Regions from separate parts of the Mus musculus genome. Here all the other regions are linked to region 3. Evidence: chromatin loops called from intact Hi-C (ENCODE). Cell type or tissue: heart. All regions are shown on one strand.

The links. Hi-C counts contacts between places; a loop is a spot of excess contacts. Peaks named below come from ENCODE experiments on the same cell type or tissue, not always from the same donor. Only the 100,000 strongest peaks of a DNase experiment are listed, where the experiment ranks them.
Region 1: it touches region 3 in a loop (13-fold over the local background); 7 of 42 quality-filtered maps call a loop at or near these places.
Region 2: it touches region 3 in a loop (2.4-fold over the local background); 7 of 42 quality-filtered maps call a loop at or near these places.
Region 4: a loop joins it to region 3, with 3 times the contacts of the local background. A loop is called at or near these places in 21 of 42 quality-filtered maps.
Region 5: it touches region 3 in a loop (6-fold over the local background); 13 of 42 quality-filtered maps call a loop at or near these places.
Region 6: it touches region 3 in a loop (4-fold over the local background); 18 of 42 quality-filtered maps call a loop at or near these places.
Region 7: it touches region 3 in a loop (3-fold over the local background); 20 of 42 quality-filtered maps call a loop at or near these places.

The regions. Positions count from the first base shown.
Region 1 is chr9:77,752,933-77,756,932 of GRCm38, reverse strand. It overlaps Gclc (glutamate-cysteine ligase, catalytic subunit), which reads right to left and starts at 2,398. Exons shown (of 16, transcript NM_010295.2): 1 at 1,974-2,398. The coding sequence starts at 2,123. In heart, CTCF peaks have their summits at 613 and 2,077; a DNase peak (open chromatin) is centred at 2,392; H3K4me3 peaks cover 2,618 bases; H3K27ac peaks cover 1,619 bases.
Region 2 is chr9:77,845,793-77,849,792 of GRCm38, reverse strand. All of the region lies in intron 1 of Gm34654 (a long non-coding RNA gene), which reads left to right. Among named protein-coding and RNA genes, the nearest start is that of Gm34654, 4.1 kb to the left of the region's middle. In heart, no CTCF peak of the experiment used is centred here; no DNase peak of the experiment used is centred here.
Region 3 is chr9:77,908,966-77,912,965 of GRCm38, reverse strand. No RefSeq gene overlaps it. Among named protein-coding and RNA genes, the nearest start is that of Elovl5, 6.4 kb to the left of the region's middle. In heart, no CTCF peak of the experiment used is centred here; a DNase peak (open chromatin) is centred at 2,195; H3K4me3 peaks cover 2,593 bases; H3K27ac peaks cover 3,073 bases.
Region 4 is chr9:77,832,811-77,836,810 of GRCm38, reverse strand. The region is part of intron 1 of Gm34654 (a long non-coding RNA gene); the gene reads left to right. Among named protein-coding and RNA genes, the nearest start is that of Gm34654, 17 kb to the left of the region's middle. In heart, no CTCF peak of the experiment used is centred here; a DNase peak (open chromatin) is centred at 2,040.
Region 5 is chr9:77,805,005-77,809,004 of GRCm38, reverse strand. Gm34654 (a long non-coding RNA gene) reads left to right here. Exons shown (of 5, transcript XR_379642.4): 3 at 276-370; 4 at 1,900-2,078. Among named protein-coding and RNA genes, the nearest start is that of Gm34654, 45 kb to the left of the region's middle. In heart, a CTCF peak has its summit at 2,040; DNase peaks (open chromatin) are centred at 324 and 1,794; H3K4me3 peaks cover 556 bases; H3K27ac peaks cover 541 bases; H3K27me3 peaks cover 445 bases.
Region 6 is chr9:78,003,398-78,007,397 of GRCm38, reverse strand. It overlaps a transcript of Gm34829 not described here. Among named protein-coding and RNA genes, the nearest start is that of Gm39375, 7.4 kb to the left of the region's middle. In heart, a CTCF peak has its summit at 1,715 (motif pointing left); DNase peaks (open chromatin) are centred at 587 and 3,947; H3K27ac peaks cover 874 bases.
Region 7 is chr9:77,817,752-77,821,751 of GRCm38, reverse strand. The region is part of intron 1 of Gm34654 (a long non-coding RNA gene); the gene reads left to right. Among named protein-coding and RNA genes, the nearest start is that of Gm34654, 32 kb to the left of the region's middle. In heart, a CTCF peak has its summit at 2,251 (motif pointing left); a DNase peak (open chromatin) is centred at 651.

The sequences.
Region 1 (4,000 bases), 160 kb after region 3:
CTATGTAACTTATGACAAGAATATTTGCAAAAAGAAATTTGGAAATGCAATATCAGCAGGCGCTAAGTTTTCAAGGGATATTGCTGATGTCATCTAATGTAGGAACAGTGCTAGCCAGGCAACTTACTGTCGGAGGATTACCTGTGGAGTCCAACTTCTCTACAGACCTGCCTAGCATGCTCTGTTCAGGAAGTCTTAACTGTCAGGCAATGATGGTGTACACCTTTAAGCCCAGCACTCAGGAGGCAGAAGCAGGCGGATCTCTGCGTGAGTCTGTGGCCAGCCTGGTCTACACAGTGAGTTTCAGAACAGTCAGGACTACACAGAGAAACCCTGTCTTTAAAAACAGTGTTAATTGGTTGAAATGCTGGGCCCAACATTCTCCCCCTATACAGACAGAATACAAGTGCACAAGATTGCCTGGCTTCTTCAGTCTCCTTGATAAGGATTGTGGGGAGGAAGGTAAACTTGGTACCGACTCTATTCACCAGATCCCGTCACGATGGAAATGTGTGGTACACCTGAGGTCCTGCTCTGCTGTTCCTCTCACACCACTCACTTTACTCGTCTGCCATGGGAAGTCTCTCCAAACAGGCAGTTAGTTGTACATGCTCTTCCTGCCAACAGGGGGAGCGTTTTTTTTTTTTTTTTCTAAAACAGAAAGAAGGATCTGGATCCGGGAGGTTCCTGGTTAGTAGAGAAAAGGCAAGGGGCATGGTGAACCACTGTGCTTCGACTGCACTGAACATCTGCGGATGAAGTTCAACTCCAAATGGTTATAAAGACATTCATTTGTTTTTATTTTTGTCTTTATGGAGTCCTAGCAAGACAGCGAAAAGTAAATTTTTGATTGCTCAACAGTGGCTGGTTCCATGAGAACCTTAAAGGACGCCACAATTTGCTGCTGCCAACTATATATATTTCCTAGTTAGGCCCTAGGAAAAACAAGTGGATAAAACCCATAATATCCCTGCCCTGTATATGATACACGGAACACAAATGAAGAACTGTCAAATGTAAATACACAACAAACTTTGGACTAAAACTGGAGAACTGCCAAACGAGTGTGTCCCTTTCCTGAAAGAAAATGTGGTGATAGACAATTTTTTTTGTAGGAATATATATTAGTCCTAATACTTCCTTAGGCCAAGCATAATTCTTTCAGCTGCAGATGGCAGAATCATCTACCAACATTAGATACAGAAAAACTAACTTTTCGCAAGCTAGTCTATGCCGGTACAGCAACACTTTGAAACTTAGCCCAAGGATAATACTAAACGATAAATACATACAGGAGTGGCACGCTATCTGCCGTAAATGCCAACCCCACACAATAAAGGTCAGACTCAAGAGGTTATTTAACTTTATGTATCTTTTTATCAATGTGCTTATTTAAAAATAGGGGATGCACACACAAAAAAATGTTTTTAGCGTTGCCGCTTTCAGATGGTTCGAACAAATGGGTCCCAGAGATCATGCACAAGTTTTAGCATTGACTGGTAACGCTTAGCTGCTGGCTCTAACCAGTCTTACCTAACCTCTAAGTTGTAAGCATTTACAGTTAAACCGGATAATGAAGTCTCCCGTCTTTTAGGAAGACAACCCCAAGTCCTTAGGTCTAGCAATGTATTTGTTGCAATGTATAACTCTAAAGTTTGCGGACAGATGTGAGATGTGTCAGGCGTTTAAGAAAAAGAGCTAGAGAAAACCGAGGGCCGAAGCAAACACCCTGGAGATTTGAAACGTGATAGCAAGCCAGCCGGGCAAGTCGGTCCTGTACACACTCATCTCCAAGGCGAACAGTGCGACCGGACGCCGGGAGGCAGATATTCACACTCCTCCCGCTCAGGCCCTCCCTGTGTCCGAGCGGCTTGCCTCCCGACAGGAATGAATGAGCCCGAGTGGCCAGCGCCGAGCCCGGGCCGGTGGCGGGGCCGCGGGCGGCCTGGCCGAACAAAGGCGCGCGGGCTCACCTCGTCACCCCACTTGAGCACGTCCTTGTGCCGGTCCTTGACTGCGTGGTAGATGTGCAGGAACTGGAGGATGCCGTGCCTCCGCACGTGGTCGGCGTGGCGCTGGGTCTCTTCCCAGCTCAGTGGCGAGCCTTGGGACAGCAGCCCCATGGCCGCGTCCTCCTCCCGGCCGCAGCTCCGCTCTGGGGGCGCCCTCGGGCCGCGCGGCGGGCGTCCCGTCCGTTCCCGCTCCGGCTCGGACCCCGCCGCGCGGTTGACAGCCCGGGTCGGGGTCTCTCGCCGCCGCCCGGTCTCGCGCTCCCACGCCGGCCCTGCGGCCCTGGCCGCCGCGGCAGCGCTCCACTCGGCGCCGCCGGTGTCGTGCACGGGCTTCCTACTTGCGACCCAAAGCTGCGGCGACACAGAGCATGCCCAGTTCCGCGCCTGCCGCTCCGTGCGCCGCGCTCCAGATTTTATAGGCTGCGGCGGGGGCGGGGAACGAAGCGGCAGGTCGTGGGTGGGGCCTGGGGCGGGGGCGGGGCTGAGGCCGAGGGTGTCCGCGGGGGGGCGGGGCTGTCTGCGAATAAGGACTGAAAAGTCTGGGTCCTAAGAGAAAACTGGGTCAAAAAAAAAAAAAAAAAAAAAAAAAAAAAGGGAGGGGGGGAGAGGGAGAGAGAGAGAGAGAGAGAGCTGAAATATCTGAATATCTGTTCAACTCTGTACTGGTAGAAAGGGTATAAAGTTAAGAGTAATCCTTTTTTTTTTTTTCTTTTTTCTTCTTGGTTTTTCAAGACAGGGTTTCTCTGTGTAGCCCTGGCTGTCCTGGACTGGCTTTGCTGGACTCGAACTCATAGAGATCCTCCTGCCTCCCATGTGCTGGGATCAATTATGTGCACTACCACGCCTGGCTGAGTAATACTGTGTGAGTGTGTGTGCGTGTGTGTGTATGTGTGGTTTTTCGAGACAGGGTTTCTCTGTGTAGCCCTGGCTGTCCTGGAACTCACTCTGTAGTCCAGGCTGGCCTTGAACTCAGAAATCTGCCTGCCTCTGTCTCCCAAGTGTTGGGATTAAAGGCATGTGCCACCACTGCCTGGCTGAGTAATACTTTTTAATAAATGTTGTACGACTCCACATGGCATGGATATGCATAGAGTTGATTGCTGGTTATTTACATGCGTCCATGTATGGGCAGGGATTAGATATATGTATATCATCATTGTAAACCCTGTACGTTAACTATTTGCCAATGGGATCTCTGGTCGGCACAGAGATCACTCACTGTGCAAAAGAGGTCTTGTCTTGTCTTGTCTCCAAGTGTGCAGTGTGAGAAGTTTCTTCAGAAGTTTCCCCACCTTCAGAACCGAAGGTCCATCCAGCGGTGGTCATTCTATTGCTCAGGAGAGCTTTACCCTGAGTGCGGAAGGCTCTGGGAACTGGATTCCGTGGGAACGAAGGGAAGGTACCTTGCCCGAATAGTTATTCGATTAATGTTTTGCAACTGTATAAATATATGCAGTAACTAGATGATCCATTCATGTACAGAGGGCAGAAAACATTTATTACACCCTCCCCCCCCCCACACACACATTGTAACTACATTTTCAACATGTAGTTACTTAGAGACAAGATCTCACTAGATAGCCCAACCTGGCCTTGAACTCCAGGCAGCCATCGTGCCTCAGCCTCCTGAGTGTTGGGATTAGAGGCATGGACTTCCACATTTGCTTTAGATTTAATAGTTAATGAACACTCATCACAACATTCAATGAACACTAATCGATGAATGCATGATAGGAATATTTCCTCATTGAATGAGGCCATCAAAGAGCTTGGGGCCACAGATACTGAAAGTGTGGCTGTGATTTGCACAGTGGAATGCATTTAAGTATGTGCACAGGTTAGATGGCATCTAAAACTGAGGAGACATGATGCTGTCTCTCTCTCGCACATAGCTGGAATAATATTCTTTTAAAAAACCATTCTAACACCACCACCACTCAATCTTCACTACTTACTGCCCACTACCTTATTGTGTCCTCCCCACCATC
Region 2 (4,000 bases), 63 kb after region 3:
CTAAGCCACATTTTACAATATAGTTGTTCAGAAGTCACTCTTGAATGGATGTTTGTTAGCAGACATGAGACTATCCCTAACCTCGTGGTACAGCTGTATCCCAGATCATGGCTGAGCAGGTGTCCTACTGATGAACGGTACTTAGCTTTTTCTTTTGTTTAAGAATATGACTTAGCAGGAGGCTTAAAATACCCTGGGAGTCATATTGTGAACAGATGCATTGCCAACCAAACTTTGCTGTTCTGCTAGCAAGGTGTGGGCGGAGTAGACTCAGAGTAATTTACATAGCCCTAGGATTTTCTGAATGAGCTTTGGCATCAACTTAAAGCCACCGACAACATTAGCATAGCCATTGACAAGAAAGCCAATTTATCCTTTAGCCCTTTGAAGTTAGGCACTGACTTTTCAGCAGTTAGGCAAGTCCCCAGAAGGCATCCTCTTCCATATGACAGTTTCATACACAAGAAAGGCCTCCTGATTTAGTGCTGTCACCATAAGTAGCACACTGCAGCTAACACATGAATGGGTACTGTTTCCCTGTGTACCTTCATATTACAGAGTTGGCTTCATTCTTCAAACTTATGATGCAATCTCTCTGGACATCAGAAGAAGGCCTCCAGAGCCAACTAACCTGGGCCCATGGGAGCTCACAGAACCTGAACCAGCACCTTCTCGTCAGTCGTACCCTCACCTCTCTTGGTTTCACAGAGGTAACAAGAGTTAAGGTCTTATACTAGTTTGGGCATTGGCTTTCAGGACTCTTGTGACTAGTTTGAATACTAGAACTTTCTCCATATTACATAGAACCTATGTGGTTTATCTCATTTGTGTGTCTACTGCAGGTGTAGTTTTAACTTCCTTTAGTAGCCCTGTTGTGCATTCATTCCTTAGCTAACTGGTGACCACATCTAACTTTTGACATGCTTGCTTCATTGACTCTGGCTTCTAGGTTTGTTTGTACAGTAAGAGACATACAACTCTGTCTTTTACTTGAACACTCACAGGCCACTGTAGGTTTATTGATCGACCTGTGACCTACTTTGCTTTCTATTGCTGTGATAAATATTGTGACCAAAAGCAACTTGGAAAGAAAAGGGTTTATTTGACTTATACTTTCACGTCACAGTTCAACGTCCAGGGAAGCCAAGACAGTAACTTAAGCCAGGTACCTGGGGCCAGAAACTGAAGCAGACCATAGAGGAACACTGCTTACTAGCTTGTTCCAGGCTCATGTACAGTGTGCATTCTTATATAACCCGGGACCATCTGTCCAGGGGTGTTACTACCCATAGAGAGCTAGACCCTCCTCCATCCACCAGAAATCAAGAAAAGGCACCAGAGATAACGCCCACAGGCCAGTCTGAAAGAAGCAATTACTCATTTGAGGTTCTCTCACCCCCCCGTGTCTTTAGTTCGTGTCAAGTTGACAAAAACCAACCAGCACAGCTCAATTTTAGTGTTTTTGCTTCCTCAAGAAATAGGCATGCTCACAGAAAATAGACAAAAGGAATGACTTGTGGGTGGGCATGTCAGAAACACAGTTATCAACTAAGCTGGCATCTAATATGGACCCAGTTTGTAGTGCTCCAAACACACTGTAACAGATACATTAATGATGAAAACATGAGCTAATTTGTAAACTGTCAAAAGATGACAGAGACACAAAGCCATACAAATCATAGAAGTGTCAGGTTGATTTATTTCCTACTGTGGAGGTCATGTTTATACCTATTGGGTTGTTGTTGTTGTTTTCATTTATAAGCAATGAACAATCTTATGCCTGTATCATTTTGGAACTGTATCAGCATAATATACAGAATAAATTTTTAGATATAGAATTTTGCTAAATGAAAGTGTATGGACAGTTAGGACTTTGGTAATAATTCTTCACCAAATTTATGTCTATGATATTCCACTAGCAATATGGAACTACCTCATCAATTTAGGACCATCAGTCTTCTGACTTTACTATTCTGATAAGTTGGAAATAGACCCAATATTGTTTCAATATACATTCTTTTTAGTGAGATTGAAGATGTCTTCATATTTAAGAGTCAGTTCTACATCCTTATTGGGGACTGCCAAAACTTGAAATTTTGGCATTCTTTATTTGTTTATTTATTTGTTTAAGACAGTGTTTCTCTGCTGAGTTTTCAAAATAATTATAAATCTATGTTCCATCTTTGCTTTCACAAAATCAAAGAGAAGACTTTGTATTATGGAAGTTCTTGAATGCTGTAAAGAATCATTTAGGAGGGAGGGAGGAGGGAAAGAAGAGAGGGAGGTGGGGGATTCAGGAGTGAAATTCCTGGGGTGGTGTAAGAGTACAGCTTCAGGAATATTTAGTAACAAGTATTAAAAGCTAATATCTGCTACAGGTATATCAGGCACAAGTGTTCTAATGCCAGGCAGGAATTAAATAATTTCTGACTGTGAAAGAGGTACTTCCTCCTTCAGACAGCACTTGTATCAGAAATATTAAAAGGTCAGGTTGTGCTTTGGCTAACAGGTTCTACTAACCAGTTGAAGAAGAAACTGATAGTGCCTCATGAGGAAATTGGACATGCACTGAATTACAGGAACTGTCTTTCCTGTCTACTGGCACATATATGAGCATCTACTTTCCTCCCCCCACCCCTATACCTTTATCCTTCATTAGCATGTGCACAGAGACCTACCTGGCACCTCGTTACTATGCACAGAACTTCAATAGCCTTCCCTCCCTGGGATCTCCTGCCCTCAGCTTCCTTTATTGATCACTATAAAGGTCATTGGCTTTCTTTTACCTTCTCATGATAACTCAATGACTTAAGTTCTAAACTTACTCTCATCTTAGTCTTGAAACTGAGACCCACATATGCCTTGCTCAAAGTCACGCTGGGAATGTAAGTCCACACTCTTAATTATAGTTTGTCAGATTGGTAGGAAATACTTGGTGCCTGATGCGACCTAAATGTGTGTTCAAACCCATGCACAGAGAACAGGTCCCCAGTGGGACAGTGCTTGAAGGTAGAAAGTTTGGGAAGGTCGTAAGGCTAAGGGGCTCAAGTTCATGAATGGATTGTGAAGTGGTCTGACAGAGAAAGTGTGGTCCTTCTGCTCCTCCATCGTCTGCCAACTGAGGTCCCACAAAGCACCATCTTGGGAAGAAAGCAGTCCTCACTAGTTTCCTGAATCTTCATCTTGAGCTTCCAGCTTCCAGAAGCTTGAAGCATGTCCGTCTGTTCCCGATGCTGCTCCATATGTAGTGTCTGACAGAGGTCAAGAATCCCGGGTAGAGAGATGGCTCAGCGGTTGAGAGCACTGACTACTCTACTAGAGGTCCTGAATTTAATTCTCAGCAACCACACGGTGGATCACAACCATCTGTAATGGGATCCAATGTCCTCTTCTGGTGTGTGTGAAGACAGTGACAGTGTACACACACACACACACACACACACACACACACACACAGAGCAGACAACTAGGCCAAGGAAGAGCTGCAACAGCAGCAACCGAAGTACAATGGATATTGAACACAGAGTATGAATGCAAACCAGAAATGAGGCAGGGTGAGGCATGTGATTCTGTTTGCCTTCACTCGCCTCCAGTTGCTGACAGCTAAGCAGGTCATTGTTGTTTTTTATCCCCATAGGACTTAGTGTTCCGGCTGCCAGATGAAAACAGTATTTACTCTGAGCCAAGAGCACCCTTTAACCTGTCCTTAGGTGGCTCTGGTCAGACCACGAATCAGCCCACACATCTTGGCTAGGATTCCCATCGCTGGTCCTAGTGAACAAATGTGCTGATGGCTCAGACCTGTGAGAGCAGCCAGAGAAAACAGTCTTATGAATTATGAAAGAATATGGGTGAACTAGATAGAAGATGCCAATCAACAGACTGCATTGTGAAAGGGGCCATGAACCTTATTCTAACACGTACTCAGTATGAGCTCATCACGCAGTAGGTACTGGGTTATCAGACTGAACTCCATCCTAAAGCCCTGAAGGTAGGGCAC
Region 3 (4,000 bases):
TAAGATATATTCTGTTAGAGCTGGCCATATGTACTCAATAGTCTTTGCCCCAGTTCTATAATTTATAAAAACAAGTTCTCTAACAATTAGCCTTAAAAGATGTAGTCACTCTAGGTCATTTGGTATTTTGGTTACAAGTCTATTGTGAAAAGCCTTGCTTTTGTGCGCCTGACCCAGGAGACATACTCTTTCATGCCAAAAGATGGTAGTACAATTTCTCACAGTTTCAAGTGCACTTTTCACCACGTAAGATTCAAGTGAAAATTTACAAGTTTTTGAGTCAGCTTAATTATATAAAATAAGTTCTTTTTACTTTATACTCACAAGTGTTTTACCTGTATAGTACACATATGCATCATGTGAGTACCTGGTGCCCAGGGAGTACAGAAGAAAGCATCAGATCTCCCTGGAACTGGAGTGAGGGATGGTTTTGAGCCACCATGGGGTTGTAGGGGACCAACCCCAGGTTCTCTCCAACGGCAACACATGCTATTAAACAGTGAACCATCTCTTCAGCACCGGCTTAATCAGTTTTTGAAGACTATTGCTTGCCATTCGATTGCATGGTATCTTTCCTTCCAAACGCACACATCCCCTTATGTCAAAGTGCTGCATTGACTTCTAATCTAAATGATTACATAGCGTGCTGCCCTTTGCAATCGTTAAACAAACACTTTCTGAGCATCTATTTGGGGCAGTTGAAAACTGATTAAAACCAGGACGTACAGGATACAATGTTATTACCATGCAGCTCATTGGTACAGAAGATTGAAGTCTTTAGAGTTCCAATGTGCATTTACTTCATCCTTTTCCTTTGTCTTCCTCTCTCACTAGGCTTTGTTTCTCAGAATGTAAAGCAGAACAAAATGTTTCTTTTCCCCTTTCCCCATAGCTAGAGCATTCTGCTCCCTTCGTCACTTCCTGTTTCTAATATCTCTCTTCCTCAAGATAAGGGCAGAAACTTCTAGTATAGTGTTGAGCCAGGTACATAAAAAGCAAAAAGAAATGGGTGTTTATTGAAGTAGACTTGTAGAAGACCATCAATTAAAACACACACAAACACACACACACACACACACCATTCCAAAACCATTTACTTTCTCCATGATCAAAAGAGCAAATTAGATTCAGTAGGTTGTTTCAAAATAAATACGACTTCGGGAGTCTCAAATTGATACTATACGTTTTTATTTGCTTGTTGTTCTCTTCACTTATTACTATGGACACATTGCAGGTAACTATAGTAACACAAAAATCTAACACAAACATCCTATGCGACTCTGTGTTTTCAGTAGCTTATGAGTCAGAGTAAGTTTCAGGGCATGAACGCTGTGGAAAGCTGTGTTGTAGATAGATATTCAAGAAAGGCTTCCAAAGGGCAGGGAGGAGGGGTGCTAATCTGGGTGAATGGGATAAGCATAAAGAGAACTGATTTTCAGCAAACACTCACGAATATGTTATTTGTTTTTTGTTTTTTTTTTTAAATTGCCCTCTGTACCCAGCCAGCAGTAACATCATGTACATATTTACTGACTGGTCTCTGGGGAAATGCTATACTCCCGGGAACTCAGATAACAAACAATAAGTTAGGGAAAGTGATGCACTTTTAGCAAATAAAAAAGTTAAAAGCTGTAAGAATTCAATGTTGAGAGAACGAGGAAAGAACACTGCAAAGCGAGGCTTCAAAGCCCGTGTACTCCCCCTCTTTAGCTCCTTTTCTAACCTCCTCATAGGCCCCACCAGGCTGGCACTACCCTGCCCAAACCCAGTCCCCGTCTAGTTTCCTTCTCTCCCAGCACGTCCACACTCTGTAATGGTCTTGCTTACTGATTCTCACCCTCTATACTTTACCACGGCAAGAGGCCCCCCCTTTACTGAGGTCTGCATGTGATCTGCTCGAAGCGGCTGAGTCCAAAAATCCTATGTTCAACAGGGTAGTAGTCTACACAACCAGCCGCACGCCAGCCCAGCCCAGAGCAGAACCTGGCGAGGCCCCGCCCAGGCTCCAAGGCTCCAGTGCGGGTGGGCGCTCGCTGCGGTGGCCCGAGGGACCCTCGGCCCGGGACTCTGTCTCAGTGACGCATCCCCCCCCGCACCCTCGCGGACCCCCACGGCCTCACTTCCGGCCAGCACCCGGGCACCGAGCTGTGGGTGGGCGGGGAGTGGGCGAGCGGGGTCACGCCATTCACCCGCGGCGGCGCCCGCCAATCACGGCGCCGAACTGGGCAGCCTGAGCTGAGGGGCGGGCCCGCGGGGTTACTCTGGGGCACTGGCCTCGGCGCGGCTCTCGGGACCTGCCAGGCCGTGCACAGCAGGCGGGGCACGGAAGGTCCCGCCCAGGGCGGAGCGCGGGGCGCGGGAGCCTGGGAGAGGAGGCTGCAGCTGGGACTCGCACCCGGACCGCAGCACCCTCCACGCCTGCGGAGAATGCCCGCGTGCTCCGGAGAAGCCAGGCCTTGTTAACGCCGGTGCAGGCTATGGGCCCCGGTCGGGACGGTGAAATGCCCTCGGCATATTTCAGAGACCTACTCCTAAGATTATCTGCTAGGAGATCTGAACGTTCTGGACAGGAAGAGGAAACAGTTACATTTTCTTTTGTCAACCAAGGGTCACTCCCTTCCTCCCCTCTCTCCTTGGGGGAATCCTTAAAGGCACAGAGAGCAGTTGGATCGTGAACTACTGCTTAATATTTTTACTTCTCAGTTAATCCTCCCAGGTTTTGATGTAGAAACAAACTCAGAAATTTATCCTGCAAGTGCTACAGTTGGAAAGTACCTGAGGGTGGCACTTCCATGCCTCTTTGCACCGATGAACTGACAGTCCACTGGGGAAGCCCCTCAGGGAAGCTGTTGACGTGTAGGTCAGCAGGGGTGCTTATGGCTAAGTGCAAGCGCTTCTTTCTTGGATCAAAGATTGTGTTTCTTAAGAATTCTTTAAAGTACACTGTTTCCAAGCCAGAACGCTCAAGGGGGTGGGAAAGTTCAAGACTCTTGATGAACGAGGTCACTTATGGGTTGATGATGCAGTTTGTAAACTGCCTTAGGGTCAATTGCGGTGATGAAACGCCATGACCAGTAACTTGGGGAGGGAAGGGTTTATTCCACTCATAGTTCCATACAACAATTCACCGTTAGAAGCAAAGGCAGGAGCCTGGAAGGCAGAGCTGATGCAGAGGCCATGGGGGATTGCTGCTTATTGGCTTGCTTCATAGTGCTTGCTCAGCCTGCTTTCTTACAGCCTACGGGAGGCTCAACCCTGATGGGCTTTGTCTGCCCTCCCACATCAATCGTTAATTAAGAAGATGCCCTACAGGCCTACAGCCTGATCTTATGGAGGCATTTTCTTAATAGAGGTTCCCTCCTCTCCCATGAATCTAGCTTGTGTCAAGTTGACATAAACTAGCCAGCACATAACCCCAACCTCCCAACCTGGCATTTAAAAAAACGATGTCCTATTTTGTTATGAAGTATTGGTAGAATGGATGCCGGGGAGTGGCAGGGTTGAGGCTTGTTCAGGGACTTAAATCTTTATGGCAGGATCACTCTCTCCCACTTTGTAGGAGGGAAACTGTGATCAGACTTTAAGTAATGTGTTTTAGCAGATGGTGCATGTATGCACTGCCTGCTCTGCTCGGTCACATGGAGGAGATAGTAAAGAAACCTCTTCTATCGCTGGAAAAGCTTTAGAGTAAGATCTGCTAGTGAGGCCAGTGTGTGTATTAGTGTGTAATAAGGGAAGACAGCCATGATATAACCATTTTAAGTACAAAGCAAGAAGTCTGGGGGCACAAGAAACATTGAAAGAGCATCAAGAGCTTTAACTTTTAACTAAAAAGCTTCTTTTTTTTTTTTAAAACTAAAAGCTTTTACACACTAGGTTGTTTTGTTTTGTTTAAATAAAGCCAGATAGGTATGATGGGGTGATCTTGTAATCCCAGAACTCAGGGAACAGAAGGATTGTAGCAAGTCCCAGTTCAGGCTGGGCTGCCAAGTGAGTTTCA
Region 4 (4,000 bases), 76 kb after region 3:
AGTATGTATGAAAGTACAGTAAGTACAGCCACCATGTGATATGCGGATTTAAGAAGGACAAGCAAAAGATATTATATTTATAATCATGATGCTTGTTGATGAAAGGGCAACAGTGAATATATAATGTCTAAAAGATGAAAGAAATATACCCCACACCTTACCATATTGACATAGTTATTGGAAGCAGTGAAGTTTTGTTTTATCTGCGCTAAGGTCTTCCAGTCTGTCCAACAGCATGCGCATGAACAGTCCACTAAGTGTACTCTGCCCCATCACATGAGGACAGCTTGGAACTCACAGATGAGTGCCCAACATCCGATATCTTCACTTTGGGGTAAGAGAAAAAGGATTTTGGTCTATAAATTTCCCCTCTTGCTTCTGGAGAACATGAGGCAACTCTGTTGTTACCAAGATGTGAGAGCCATCTGGGTGTTGCACCGTGAACTGGCCCAGGACCGTGGACTCTCTGAGTCCAGTAGAAATGGCCTCCCTGAAGCCACACTCTCAGGTGTGTCTTTCCAGACGCGGAGCATCTTTTCCCAGGCAAAAAGTGCTGATGCGCTCAGGAATGTCCATTCTCCCAGGTGCTCAGGGAATCTCCAGGGAAGCAGTAATTTTGCTTCTTATGTTCATCTCTATTGCTAAATTAACTGACAATGAGTATGTACTAATTTCTCCAATGAGAAAAACAAAAATAAAAACCCAGCAAATATTTGAAAAGCAATAGGGAAGAAATCGACTAATGGTCTTCCCTGGCAACCATGGCTTCCTTCAGACTCAATTTCTTCTCTGTTGACTGGCCCCTTTCTTACTGTCACTTCAGACCCACCCAGAGAACTTCCTCTATTTCCTCTTCCTGTTTGGTTAGGATTGACCTTGGTAGAACAATGGGCTTTGGTCTGTTTCTAGATTCTTCTTGTGGTCTGTAATCTTTTGGTATGAATGCCATTGCTGGTAATAGCCTCAATCAGTTTCCTAAGTTGTGTTTCTCTCTGTCTCTCTGTCTCTCTGCTTCCATCTCTTCTCTCTCTGTGTGTCTCTGTCTCTCTCTTTCTTTTTCCTTTGTCAAATCTTTCTAATCTTTATCCCTACTGCAGCAATCTTTTTGTCCCTACCTTGTTAACTAATGACTTGAAAACTTTATTTGGATATTTTAGTTGTTCTTATGTAATGAGGGTGAGTTTTACAATTTATTCAACAACAGCACATGTTATTTTTTTGCCAGTCCATTTCAAAAACAGATGGCTATACAGTGACAAAGACACTTGCCACTGTATCAATGAGCCCCAGAGTTCCTCAGGGTATCTGCCTAAAGTTCTTCCTCCACAAAAATAACAAGACAATCTTCTGCACAGGATTGTTATGAGGATTGAAAGAAATAGGCACTTAAAGTAATAGAGATGATAACAGTGCTACTAATTTTCTGCCTTCATTTGATAACAGCTGGGGAGCCTCTAGGAGGAAAAACTCTGTATCCGGTGGAAGCCGGAGCTTAGAGCTTATAATTCAGTGAGCAGATCTGACCTTCAGTCTCAACCTCACAGGATTGCTGTGAGAATTTCATTTGAAAAGCATAAATCCATGTATATACGAGCATACGTAATCACAATGATCTAGGTTGAGCAAAATGTATTTGCTGCCGATAAACGCCTTATACAGTTGCTCTATATTTCTCAAGAAACATGGGAAACAGAAAGACTGCTTTTCAATATTATCGCCCTAGTATATTTCCACTCTTGTTTTTAAAATGGAATCTATTTTTACCCTCGTTTTAGAAATAGATGTGTTTTTCCTGGAACTAAGTGCATGGAGTAGAGTCGCTACTAGTTTCGAGGGAGCCTGATTCAACATTGGGTGCAGGAAGGAAGGCTTGATGTAGGGCGAGAGATGGTTGAGGCTAGGAAGGAAAGGACCCCCACTGTGATGACTCGACCTTTTGTGTCACAGAAACATGTGGCAGATGAGACTCTGACCTTCAGATGTTACTTGGACAAGAAAAGCTTGGAGGAAGTCAGTTCTGAGGGGTGTGCCATTTCCTGTGGGTAGTTGTCTCTCTGAACTCACCAGGGAGGGACACACTGCACGCTGAGTGATTCCCAGGGCAGTCAGAGCTTCCTGATGTCTTCTAGAGCTCAGCTCTTGAACCTGCTCCTACTGAAAAGACATTGCATGCTAACATTCCCTAAGCCATATGCATGGAAACGTTGGGTAGATTGCATGAAGGTAGTTGGGTAGGAGTATTGCTAGGAGTTCAAAGAGTATAGAATGAGACCCAACTAAAAACAAAGAGAAAAGCTGAGATACAGTCAGAGATACGTGATTCCCCACAGAGGGGGAATTACCTCTTACTCTATCTTTATTGGTCCATCATTTATAGATAACTCTGTTTATTGCCAGACAGCAAAAGTACACTGTCAGCAGACCCACAGGTCTACGGAGTTAAGAGATAAAAATGAGTTTGTCTTATTGAATTAAGTAAAAACATTCACTCTATTCCTCGAGGCCCCCATTTGCATTAGAGCAGTGCAAAAGATGTGGCCAAAACAAGAACCAAGCTATCACGCTGAATGAGATTGAAAGGATTGAGGGGCTGGAGACATGGCTTAGCTGCTAAGCATCTTAACAAACAACGAAAGGCTGAAATAATTCAATACTCTTGTGGTGTTTTGAATATACTTGGCCTAGGGAGGGGCACTATTAGGAGGTGTGTCCTTGTTGGAAGAAGTGTGTCTCTGTGGGGGTAGGCTTTGACAGACCTTCTTCCTAGCTGCCTGGAAGGCAGCCTTCTCCTAGTGGTCTTCAGATGAAGATGTAGAACTCTCAGTTCCTCCTACACCATGTCTGCCTGGATGGTGCCATGCTCCTGCCATGGTGATAATGGACTGAACCTTTGAACTTGTACGCCAGCCCCGATTAAATGTTGTTCTTAGAAGAGTTGCCTTGGTCATGGTGTCTCTTCAACGCAAGGGGAAAGCTAGTTACTAGGGATTGGTATTATAAACCTTATTGTTTATGTGTTTACAATTGAATAAGGGATAGTTATATCATATTAGGTATTATTACTTGGTTTTTGTTTCATTTGGACTTTCAATTTAGAATTAACTACAATCCAGTAGTGGAGAAAACAGGTTTTTGATCTGGATCTTGAGGCATAGTGACCATGAAAAGCTTAGGCCCAGACATGGTGGTATACACCTTTCATCCTAGGATACAAAGGCAAGCAGACTTTTTTCTTTTTCTTTCTTTCTTTCTTTTTTTTTTTTTTTTTTTTTTTGAGACAGGGTTTCTCTGTTTAGCCCAGGCTGTCCTAGAACTCACTTTGTAGACCAGGCTGGCCTGGTCAGAAATCCACAAGCAGACTTCTGAGTTCAAGGCCAGCCTAGGACAGAGCAAGTTTTAGAAGGAGAAAAGCTTAAGTCCAGGCACAGTGGCACAGGCCTTTAATCCCAGCATTCAGAGACAGAGCCATGCAGATCTCTGAGTTCAAGGACAATCTACAGAGCAATTTCCAGGATGGCCAAGTTTAGGCAACGAAGGAGTTGGAAAACAGAAAGCTGGCAATAATGTAAAAGAAAAGGGGATCATGTTCCGGCCCCAGCAGGCAGCAGAGCTCCATAGCTTTGGCACTGTGGCTCTAGCTTTTGAGTTAAGAATAGAAGGGACTACTGAGACAATTGATGCTGGCTAGCTGGAGCTATGAAATTAGTGGTAATTATGAAGAGACCAGCATCACTGATGTGAAATCTTCTGGGAAGTGTTTTCTAAAGAGCACAAAGAAGCTGTGTTCCAGAGATAGCCAATCTTGAACCTCATGCTGCAGTTGGACTTGTTAATGTGTAAGAATCACCTAGGTGGTACTGGTTTTGAAGGTATGAAGGGGTCCTGGAGAGCCTCTGAGGCTTGGCACTGTGAAGAGAGCCTATGAGAGGCTTTTGCAGCAGATGACCCCAGTGTATTGGAAATGCCAGTCCTATGGGATGACCACCAAGAATAACAGCAG
Region 5 (4,000 bases), 100 kb after region 3:
GTGGACATTTTCCCCACCCCGGAGAGACCAGTAGCAGTAAGGCTTGTCTAGGAGGGATATATTTGCTTTGCATTCCTACTCTCTAGCGACTGGCCTCTGGTCCCCCTAGGACTTTCTCCTATGTAGCATTGGCTTCAAACAATGAAGGACACCCTTTCTCCGCAGAAAAGGACTTCGGCCTCGCGGTCCTCATGCCTTTTGTTCAAGAATAGTCACCATTGCTTGCTCCAGACCCCAGGGAGTGTGTTAACCTGGCTGTTTCTTTTTCCTTATAGGAATGATGCAGGCAGGGCTGAGGCTCATGTTAACTGAGCACCTTCTGCTGGGCACCCAGCCAGAGCAACACTTCCTGCTTGAATGACTTCATCACGTATGTGTTATCATTTCCATGTTTATGGGGGAACAAGAGGGAAAACGGGGTCACAGAGTAGGTTTGAATTCCAGAGAATCTATTCATTTTGATAGCAAGGAAGATTCTGTGAGGTATATATATATCTATATATAGATATATATATATACCCATTGAACTTTGTACCAAAAGATGATGTCTTTGTCAGGACATGCATGTAGCAGACACTCACTTGAAGTAAGTTTACACTAAGTTTCGGATTTATTGGGTAGGACATTTGTCAGCCCTTTAGAATATAAGGACAGTTGGACAACCCTGACCTCAGCCTCAGGAGTCCTGAGTTTATCTCCCTAACATCTCCCCATTGCTGGAAGTAGTATCCCGTGCCTGTGTGCTAGCTGACTCTCAAAGGCCAGACCCTCAGTGGCTCTGAGGTGCCTCTCCTGCGTTAAGCATTTGCCTCTAGTCTAGCCAGCCATGTCCAAGAGTCATGGGGTAAAAGGAAGACCTATGGAAGCTAATTCTGTTGATCAGTAAATGGTTCCAATTGCTAAAGAATCAGCCACCAAATGCAGGCACTATTGCATATGCCAGCAAGATTTTGCTTAAGGAACCCTGGTATAGCTGTCTCCTATGAGGCTATGCCAGTGCCTGGAAAATACAGAAGTGGATGCTCACAGTCATCTATTGGATGGAACACAGGGCCCCCAATATAGGAGCTAGAGAAAGTACCCAAGGAGCTGAAGGGGTCTGCAACCCTATAGGTGGAACAACAATATGAACTAATCAGTACCCCGGAGCTCGTGTCTCTAGCTACATATGTATCAGAAGATGGCCTAGTCAGCCATCATTGGGAAGAGAAGTTCCTTGGTATTGCAAACTTTATATGCTCCAGTACAGGGGAACGCCAGGGCCGAGAAGTGAGATTAAATGGGTAGGGGAGCAGAGCGGGGGGGAGGGTATAGGGGACTTTTGGGATAGCATTTGAAATGTAAATGAGAAAATATCTAATAAAAAACGTGTGTGTGTGTATGTGTGTGTGTGTGTGTGTGTGTGTGTGTAGAATCAAACCACTACAACAACAAAGACCCAACTTGCGCTGAGTGACTATTGGACTTGGCTATAACTCAGTAAATGCTTATGGCCTGGTATGTTTAGGGTTCCAGAGGTATGTTCATTACTCTCCATAAAGCACTTTGAGAACCTTGACTGAATCATGTTTTTTGGCTGTTAGTGTAATTCCCAGGCAGGGGCTCATAAGGTCATACACAGCCAAGACAAATATGTGACATTTCTATGGTCCAGTTGTCCTTTTGTTTACAGCCATAGGGGCCATCCAGGAAAGGAGAACTGAACTATTTATTCTCAAATGCTTGCTTTCAGGGGGCCGAGGAAATGGGAAAAACATTTGTAGACAGGGCTATTGTGTTTGCTGCTGGCTGCTGTCCAGTACTTATGAAAAGGGCGCTCTCACCAAGTAGACGCTTTGTGTCCCTGTAAGAAACTGTTTCCTCTGTCTGGAAAGTGAGTTGTGTTTCTTTGTTTCTAAGGTTATTAACCCAGATGCATGAGACCCTTTGTCTCCTTCAGAGTAACCTGATTTTGCGGTTCCCTGGGTTCTGGAGTTTGTGCCTTTGCCTGTAGGTGAGGTCCTGAGCCTGGAAGACTGCAGGCATATTGACATGGTGGTGTTATACCGCCACCATGGGGGCACTGCTGGAATTTCAAGGTACTTAGAAAGCTTTGTTCTCGTCTCTAATGTCCACGTTCAGAAGTGAAAGTGAGCACGTTAATTTTACGTTATGTCGTTCAACTCAAGTACTATGAAAGTTATAATTTATCAAAAACCATAAGGACACAACCTGCCTGTGGAAAGGCTCTGGAGGGGTAGATAGCTTCAGCAGGTGTGTCTGAAGGACTTTAAATAGGAAGAGTCTCCAAAGATCCATATAGTGAAGGCTTGACTCCCAAATGCAGTAATGCTTAGAGTGGGGCCCAGTGAGGTGAATAGATCAGGAATGTTCTAAACTCATCTACAGAAAGTAGGTGAGTCTGTCGGTAAGTTCATAGATAAGGGCTATTAGCATATAGGCCCTCCCTGGAGGAAGTAGGCTACATAAAGAGAGAGTGCTCCATCTCCCCTCACCCCTGCTCGGGAGAGTGCCACTGAAGGCTATGTCTCCCCTCACCCCTGCTCGGGGAGAGTGCCACTGAAGACTATGTCTCCCTTCACCCCTGCTCGGGAGAGTGCCACTGAAGGCTATGTCTCCCCTCACCCCTGCTCGGGGAGAGTGCCACTGAAGGCTATGTCTCCCCTCACCCCTGCTAGGGAGAGGGCCACTGAAGGCTATGTCTCTCTTCACCCCTGCTTGGAGAGAGGGCCACCTTCTGCCTGTCACCAGGTGAGTGGCTTTGCTCTAGCACATGCCCAGCCATGATGCTGTCTCATGATGGCCCAGAAACAAAGTGGATGGAACCCTGTGAATCTACAGGCCCAAAGAATCTGAGTGGGTTTTCTCTGTGTTTCTCAAAGCAATGGAAGACTACTAGCCTGATTTAACCTACAGACCAGACATTTCAGTCTTCTAAGCCACAAATGTAGTGACCCTCTGGGATATCTCCAGCTCAGCAGTAGAGCTCTGACTGAGGCCCTGGGTTGGCATGTCATGCACACACACACACACACACACACACACACACACACACACGCACCACTGACAATTCATTTCACTACGTTTTGTCTTGATTAAGTGACACAGACTGTCTCAGTCATTGGTATTTGGAAATTATTCAGTGAAGGACTGCTTTGTTGCTATTATCTGACACTGACTTTGCCTTTGGGCAACCTTATGCATGACGAAAAGTGTTGCGGGTAAACTTGCTCAAAACCCAGTGAAGTCAGCACCCAACCTGCTGCTAGAGAGGATGCTCCTGAGACCCCTGGGAAGTCGGAAGAAACAAGTAACAGCACCAACATTGATGCTAATTGCCAAGGTGGGGATGAAATCATATTTTCATTGCTTGATCCTTTGGAATCAGAGAATCATAAAAAGTACACTCCTTCTCCTCTCCCCCCATGGAGCAACCAACCGGGTGTTTAAGTCACTTTCAAATTAAAATGTGAGCCAGTGGAAGGGTGACTAGAACCTAAGATTTTCCACAAATCATCCAGTGTTCTTTATGCAGCATCAAGATATCACCAATGGTCACCAGTCCATATCGCCTTCGACTGGACTAGTTACAAAGATACTTCATCCAGCGATGTATTAGTCCCCATCTCAGCAATGGAAATAGCGACACCTTATTGCAGAAGGCTGTGGTGAAGATCAATGAAATGATGTGTGTCAAGCATCAAGAATTGCACATCACTCGTTAACCAGTGTGAATGTCAGCAGAGATAATTGTAGATGAATCCAACTATAGAAAGTAATACAAAAAAACCCCATGCACCCTTTATCATTTGTCTCCAATGTACATGGCTGGCCAGACTGTACAGTATCATCTGCGGGCTCCCCGAGTCTCATCTGGACTGTTCTTTGTGTGTTATTATCACACATGGATCTGTCATTTGTGTAGGCTCCTGTAGTCACAATCCTAGTCAACTCACTGAGCAGCTCCATCATCCACGGCATCTCTTGCACTGACCCACCT
Region 6 (4,000 bases), 94 kb before region 3:
GGAACACGACATCTACATCCAAGGAAGAATAGATCTGGTCTACAGAGTGAGTTCCAGGACAGCCAGAGCTATACAGAGAAACCCTGTCTCAAAAAACAAACAAACAAACAAACAAAAACACAACAAAAAACAAAACAAAACAAAACAAAAAAACAAACAACAACAACAAAAAAAACCCAAACAAACAACCAAACAAAAACAAGCAAACAATCAAAAGAATAGATTTGGGACCGTGATTTTATTGACCATTTGAGGATCGATACAAGAGGCAAGAACCAGATGCTAGGGGAAGGTCCCAAGTGAGCATGCTTCCAGGACTTCACCGTCTTGGCTGACCAGCGTCCTTGGGTGGATATGCTGTTTACCTAGAGGGTTCTCGGCGTCTCTGGACACCACCCACCTAGCCCTGGGAAGCATCTTGTGTCCAGGCTGTGCCATTCCAAACTGTCCCGGGCTAGCAGAGGAATTCAGCAAAATTGCTGCCCTTAAGAGTCTCCTGTACCGTCAACGAACAGGCCAGGCCAGGCCAGGGGAACACTGGCCAGAAGGTGGAGCCCACGAGCCTGGTGAAGTGCGGAGGTGGCAGTAGCTAAGGCTCAGTTCCAAGGCCTTTGCTGGGGGATTGGCAAGGCGCCATTAGGAATATAGCGTTGGTTTGCTCTCTTGGGTATCCAGGGCAGCTCAAGGTCGGGAGTATTCCAGGACAGTGTGTTGAGGCTTGCGCTGTGGGTGGCTGCTATCTGTTCCACCAGCACAGATTTCCAAAGGCAGGGTCACTTGGGCAGGTGATAAGCTTGTTTGTGGTTTAAACAGTTTGGGACCTATTCGCTTACATGGTTGTTGTGCTTCATCTAGGTTAACTGCCTTAACTGCCTGTCCTCCTAACCCTTGAGTTGCAAAGAATGGAAAGAGGACAGCGGAGAGACAGGGAAGCAAGCGGACCGTCTCCAGCCTGTGCGCCTGACTCAGTAGACTGCGGCGCTGGCTCATCCTGGGAGCGCAGAGGGAATGTCAGCCTCACACAGCCTGGCACCTTGTGCAGTGACACCTTCAGGGTTTGTGGGGACAAGCCGCCTGCCAGACACACGGCTTATTATAAGTCAGATGATACAAGTTTACATATGAATATGAACACAGGCAGCTTGAACAAGCCCAGTGAGGCTAATGAACTTCCTGATTGGCAAAATTAGAACTCTGATGCAAAGCATGGTTAGGATATGAAGGTCTTGGGTTCTGAAGGGAGGAAAGTCACTCTGGTAGGTAAGAGAGGTGAAACTCGGTGGCCTCGGTGGCTGACAAATTTAGGGTGCAGACGGAGGGAATTCGAAGAGCCATGCTCATACTGCGTTTGTGGTCACAATAAACAAAAACCAGTAAGCTAAAGAAATAACTGGACTATATGATGTTTATTAGACTATCTCAAACCCAGAAATGAATACACTATCTATCTATCTATCTATCTATCTATCTATCTATCTATCTATCATCTATCTATCTATCTATCTATCTATCTATCTATCTATCAGTTTGCATATGATATGGTGTCATTAAGACAAACTATTACCAAATAATATCTTGGGCTACAAAGATAGCTCAGTGGTTAAGAGCACTGGCTGCTCTTGCAGGGACCCAGATTCAAGTTCCCCAGCATCTTCGGGGCAGCTTGCAACCGTCCATAACTGTAGTTCCAAAGGGTCTAATGCCCTCTTCTGGCCCCCGCAGGTACTGCACACATGTCCCTCTAGAGTGGTCCAGCTTTTCTTAAGCTTTTGTTACTTATGTGTGTGTGCATGTGCTGGTGTGTGCATGTCACAGCACACATGCAGAAGTCAGAGCACAACCCACAGGAGTAAGTCCTATTCCTCCACCATGGGGGCCTAGGGTTCAAAATCAGGTTGTCTGAGCTGGTGACAAGCACCCTGATCCACTGAGTCACCCTAGCCAGTCCAAGATCTAGTCTTTTAAACCCCTCTTCTCTGGCCCTCGGTCACATGAGATATGAAGCATAAATGATAATCAATCACCTATTTAGTTCTGTGGACCACAGGAAAATGGTTTTCTTGCTATAAAGTGGTTTTGCTTTTTGATTTGAGATGGAGTTTCCCATATCCCAGGCTGGACTCCAACTCACACTGGGCATAGCTTGAACACATGTGACCTCAAAGCCAGCCTCCACAGTGACACACCTCCTTCAACAGGCCACACCTCATGGTGTCACCCTCCATAGCCAAGCATTCAAACACACCGGTCTATAGGGGTCATCCCTATTCAAGCCACCACATTCTCCTGACTGTAGAAATGTATTTTCTGCAGGCACATAAACTTCTTTGCTTCTCCTTGGCCTCTAGGTCATATGGGCTTATCTTCAGATGCAGCCAAGGTGAATCAGAAATCTGGGGGAACAAGCTGACTTTGTGAAGGACAACGGGAAGGTGGCTTTGGCTGGTAACTGGTTTTTGCTGATTTTGAATTTGCGTGAGGATGTCTCACTGGCACAGGGGAAATAGGGGGAAAAAAAACCCAGCCTTTTTTCTTAAGATGTGAAATGTTCTCTGAGCTTTGGAACCTCCCAGAATGTTAACCCTGGCTGACAGCATGATTTAGAGTGTAATCATTTCTTTCCTTTCTAGTTTCACTCTGTCCTTTTGGGCAGAAGAGATTGTTCTCTTCATTGACAAGCTCAGATTCTCCCTCCCTCCCTCTCCCTCCCTCTCCCTCCCTCTCCTTCCCTCTCCCTCTGTGCCCTAGATAAGATGGTAAGTTTTGTTAATCTTTCTTTTTCCTACAAAACCCACAGCATCATTTTGTAGGCGGAAACACGGCATCTCAGCGAATCTAAAGGATTTTCTCTAAGATGAACCAATCAGATACACTAAATAGAAATACATTATATGCGCCCTTATAAAAGCCCAGTCATTCTATTTAGTGAAACCCAGAACTGTTACACAATGAAATATGAGGCTAATTTTAAAGCAAGTCATGTGCCCTTCCCATTGATCAGACCCACATACAAGGCAGGGATTCCACCTTGTATGCAAAAGCCCAGGTTAATCAGAAAGCTCTGCATGGGCGATGTGGCTGATTGCAGGAACACAAGCCTCATTTTCCAGCCAGTCCAGTGCTTCCTATGCGGAGTGCCCCGAGTGAGACCCATGGGCAGGAAGCACAGTCCTCAGCCAGGACCGGCTTTTTGTCACCTGATGTCTAGGACCCAGGCTTCCAGGGTAGTGAGATGCTAATAACCTCTCACTGAGGTGCCTGATCTGCACTAACCAACTTCTGTGAAGAAGGCCGCTGAAGCCATGGTTCAGTGTTCTTTGGACAATGGGTAGGGAAGGGAGCAGACAGCAGCGGGGCTACCAATCATCCACGAGGTAGCCTAGGGTGGAGGGACACTCACACTGATGGAAGGCAGCCACCTAAGCAAAATGTTAGTTCTCCAGTTCCATTCTGGTGAACTCTTTTTTTTTTTTTTTTCTGTCCCATGTTGTTTTATACCAGCTGTTCTCAACCTGTTAGTTGTGACCCCTTTGGGATTGAATGACCCTTCCACAGGGGTTGCCTAAGACCATGGGAAAACCACAAATATTTACATTATGATTCAAAACAGTAGCAAACTTAACAGTTATGAAGCATCAACAAAAATAATCTTATGGTTAGGGGTCACCACAACATGAGGAACTGTATTTAAGGGTTGCGGCACCAGGGAGGTTGAGAACAAGTGAAAGGATGTTCCTCCTCCTCTCTCTCTCTCTCTCTCTCTCTCTCTCTCTCTCTCTCTCTCTCTCTCTCTCCCTCTCTCTCTCTCTTTTTCTAAATTAAAACCTACTCTGAAGAGATGATCTGAGTTCAGCTGTACTGTGGAGAACAGCTGCTTTCAGGCAACAGCTCCAATGACAATCTGCACCTGAAGCCAGAAACCAGAGTCATGGCCACCTGCCACGTCAGGGGCCAGAGAAGTTGGGCAAGAGTTCGGACTTGCTCTGGGAGGCAGGAGTTC
Region 7 (4,000 bases), 91 kb after region 3:
TAGGTTGCTCTAGCTTTTGCCTGTTGAGAACACTGTTGTCACAAGCATTCGTCTGTGGTGACAAATGACTTCTTGCTTTCCCTTCCTCATCAAAAGATGGAGTCAGTCCATTTCATTCCAACTTCTTTCATTTTAACAACTTAACTTCATTCTTGAAAACAATGTTTATATATATATATGTATTCTTGGTGCCCTTGGTGTCCAGAAGAGGACACTAGATCCCCTATGACTAAATGGTGGTGAGCCACCATGTGAGTGCTGGGTATCAAACTTAGGTCCTCTGGAAGAGCAGCCAGTATCTTAACCACTGAGCCATCTTTCCAGCCCCTTCATTTCATTCTTACTCTGTAGTTGCAACTTTTCTGTTGCCATGATAACACCCCACCTCGCAGCCTTGCTTTCTACAACAGACACCTCCCTTGACCTGGTTCCCCTTCCTGTATGCAGCTCTCCTTAGCAGATATCTCAGCTCTGGCATCTCCAGCATCTTGAGATCTCCTTTGCAATCCAGGCTTCACGTTTCCAGTGACATGCTATGGCCTCTCAGAGCTTCTTGTCCTCTCAGGGCCTCCATGCAGGGACTCCTGTAAAACACACTCCTTGGCCTTAAAGGATCTCTGAAACAGTGGAGGATGAATCCATGGGCAACACCGTTGTGTTTGGCTGCCAGCCTGGGATGAAACCGGATCCCCTTAAACCACAGGAACAGTTTGTTTCCAGTTGCTTTCAAGGAGCAGGAACCTCCTTAGGTTTTCTTTCCAAAGCTGGAAGCTTAGCTGGGTGTGGCCCTACCCCGAGGACATCCTTCCCTTTTTTCCTGTGCCCTCTCCTTAAAGGCACTAATCTCCACAATTACAATACCTACTGTATTGGCTGTAACACAGGCTTCTTACTGCTGCTTTTCTCTTCAACCTATATTTTTTATTTCTTTCCTCTCCACTCGCTCTTTTTTAAGTTGCAGACCTGAATAAGAGTAATTACTAATAACTATGCTAAAGAGTTGATATTATGTTGCCTTGAAATTTCTTCTGTCAAATAAATTAGTCTTTGCTAATTTAGCCTTGGGCAAGTTCTTAGGCCATGGGCAGAAAGCAGCAAATTCTTTGCTAAAATATCACAAGACTGACCAGTTACTGTTAAAAGTTTTGCTTTCCCCTAGAACTCCTTGACCCAGGCCTCCACCATCTGCATTTTTCTCAGCACAAAAATCTTGTAGGCTCCTACTAGAAGAACCCACTAAACTGTACCAACAGCGTTCAACCACTTTGAAGTCCAAAGTCCCAAAGCCTTTCACATTCCTCCAGGAAACCCCAACATGATCGGTGCTTTTGCCACAACAACCTAGTCTCTGGGACCAACTTTATAATAGCCATTCATATGTTGTGATTAAATGCCATAACCAAAGCAACTTACGGAAGACAGTTTGTTTTGGCTAACAGATTCAGGGGGGTGAGAGCCTATCGTGGCAGGGAGGCTTGCCAGTACTTGGAAGGCATGGCAGCTGGAGAAGGAAAGGAGAACTCACATCTTCAAATGCAGTGAATGAGAGAGAGAGAGGGAGAGATAGATAGATAGATAGATAGATAGATAGATAGATAGAGAATGCTAACTGAAGATGGCATTAGGATTTTAACTCTCAAAGCCTGCATCCAGTGATGTACTTTCTTTAGCAATGGTAAGCTGCCAAAGCTTCCCCTGACAGCACCACAAACTGGGACCAAATGTACCAATATCTGAGCCCATGAAGCTTGGTCTTATTCAATTCACGTATATCCCAAACCCTGGCTTAGCTCCCCAGTGAATAAGTACAAGTTGCATGTCCTATTTTATATACACTGTAGTTAGTTGTATTAATCCTAGGCCAAATGACCGTTTTCAAAATATAGATGTTAAGTCCTTGTGGATACATGGCAGGTCCCCACCCTTCCATCATCTCTTCACCAGCCCTTCTGGTTCTGCACTTACTATCTTTGCTTAGTCCCACAGGGCCCTGATATTGGCAGGAGTTCTTCAGGCCAGTTCCATCCTAGAGACAGACCATAGTAGTTCCTGAGAGTCTCCATTATCATTCTGTGTATTGGCACCACAGTAACTTCTGAGCTACAGTTATTTTAAATTGTCTCCACTATTGGACTGGAGAGATGGATCAGCAGTTGAGTAGTAGCTGCTCTTCCAGAGCCCTGAGTTCAATTCCCAGCAACCACACGGTGGCTCATGACCATCTATAAAGGGATCTGATGCCCTCTTCTGGCATGCAGGTGTACATGCAGACAGAGCACTCATACATCAAACAAACCAACCAACACACAAGCAAATAAAAATAGAAAAAAAAAAAAAACAATCGTTTCAGTAATCACTATTCTCACATATATAAAATGTTCTCAAATGTATATTCCAATGTGATCATTGAGTGTCCATCCAAAGTGTGGACACTCCTTGGTGGCTCGTCCTATCTCATCCCCACCGTGCAGTTCAGGGTGATAGTCTCTGAAATCAGTAACAATTGTGCTTAAGGCCTTCCCCCTTATTACTTGGAGCTAAACCGTCCTCCTGGGCACAGACTTACAGGCCACACTCACTGAGCTCAAGCTCAAGAAGATCTGTGGGGAATCCATCTTTCACAAAGGCAATCTGGGGAGGGATTGAGGGAGATAAGCCCCTCAGCGATGGTACGGGTGGAGGAGGTGGCTTCCGGATTGTGATAAGAAACGGGAACAAGCTTACAATTGCTAAAGCTAAGCCGCTTTGCTTCATTGTGAGTAACTGTAATTCAAAGTGACAGGAAACCTGGCCAAGCTTTTAATACTTCTCAGTCTTAGGAGGGGAGTGTGGGATGGAATGACTTTTTAAATGCTGCAATAAATTCTCCCAGCCCGAAGATTTGATTTATTTATTTATTTAGTTAGTTAGTTAGTTAGTTAGACAAGCATACTTTTATTTGTCCTTCCTAGCTGACAAACAGCACTACACTTCACTGTCCTGGCACAGCCCATAGCTACATTTGAACTAACTGGCTATGGAATGTGCCGAGGGACCTGGAGAGATGGCTCGGTGATTAAGAGCCATTGATGTTCAGCAGTTAAGAGCACTTGTTACTTGTCTTAGTCAGGGTTCTATTGCCTCGATGAAACGCCATGCCCAGAAAGAAAGTTGGGGAGGGAAGGGTTTATTTGGCTTACATTTCCACATCGCTGTTCATCACTGAAGGAAACCAGAGCAGAAACTCACACAGGGCAGGCAGAAAACTGGACAGAGGAGCTGATGCAGAGGCCATGGAGGGATGCTGCTCACTAACTTGCTTTCCGTGCCTTGCTCGGCCTGCTTTCTTATAAAACCCAGGATCACCAGCCCAGAGTGGTACCACCCATAATGAGCTGGGATACACCCCCACCAATCACTAATTAAGGAAATACCTTGTATCTGGGTTTTATGGAGGCGTTTCACCACTGAGGTTCCCTCCTTTCCAGTGACTGTGTCAGGTTGCCATAAAACTAATTAGCAGAAGACTTGAGTTTGTTTCTCAGAACCCACATGATGGCTCACTGATGGACTGGAGAGAGGGCTCAGCAGTTAAGCACCTCCAGTTCTGGAGTATCTGATGCCTTCTTCTGATCTCTGTGGGCCCATGATATATGTGGTGCACAGATACACATGTAGGCAAAATGCTTGTCTATATAACATAGAAATAAATAGGTCCTTAAAAATTAAACAAAGCTATTCAAAAATAGTTTATACTATGAAACGCTGTGTTGTGGAGACAGAAACACACACACACACACACACACACACACACACACACATACACACACACACACACACACACACATACACACACACACACACACACACACACACATACACACACACACCACACACACACACACACACATTGGTGGAGAGAGAGAGGGAGAGAGAATACAAGTTATAAGCTCATAAAGAATGAATTCTCAAGGGGAAAAAAGAACAAGATCTAACATATATGCTTTGAAGAATTATTGCT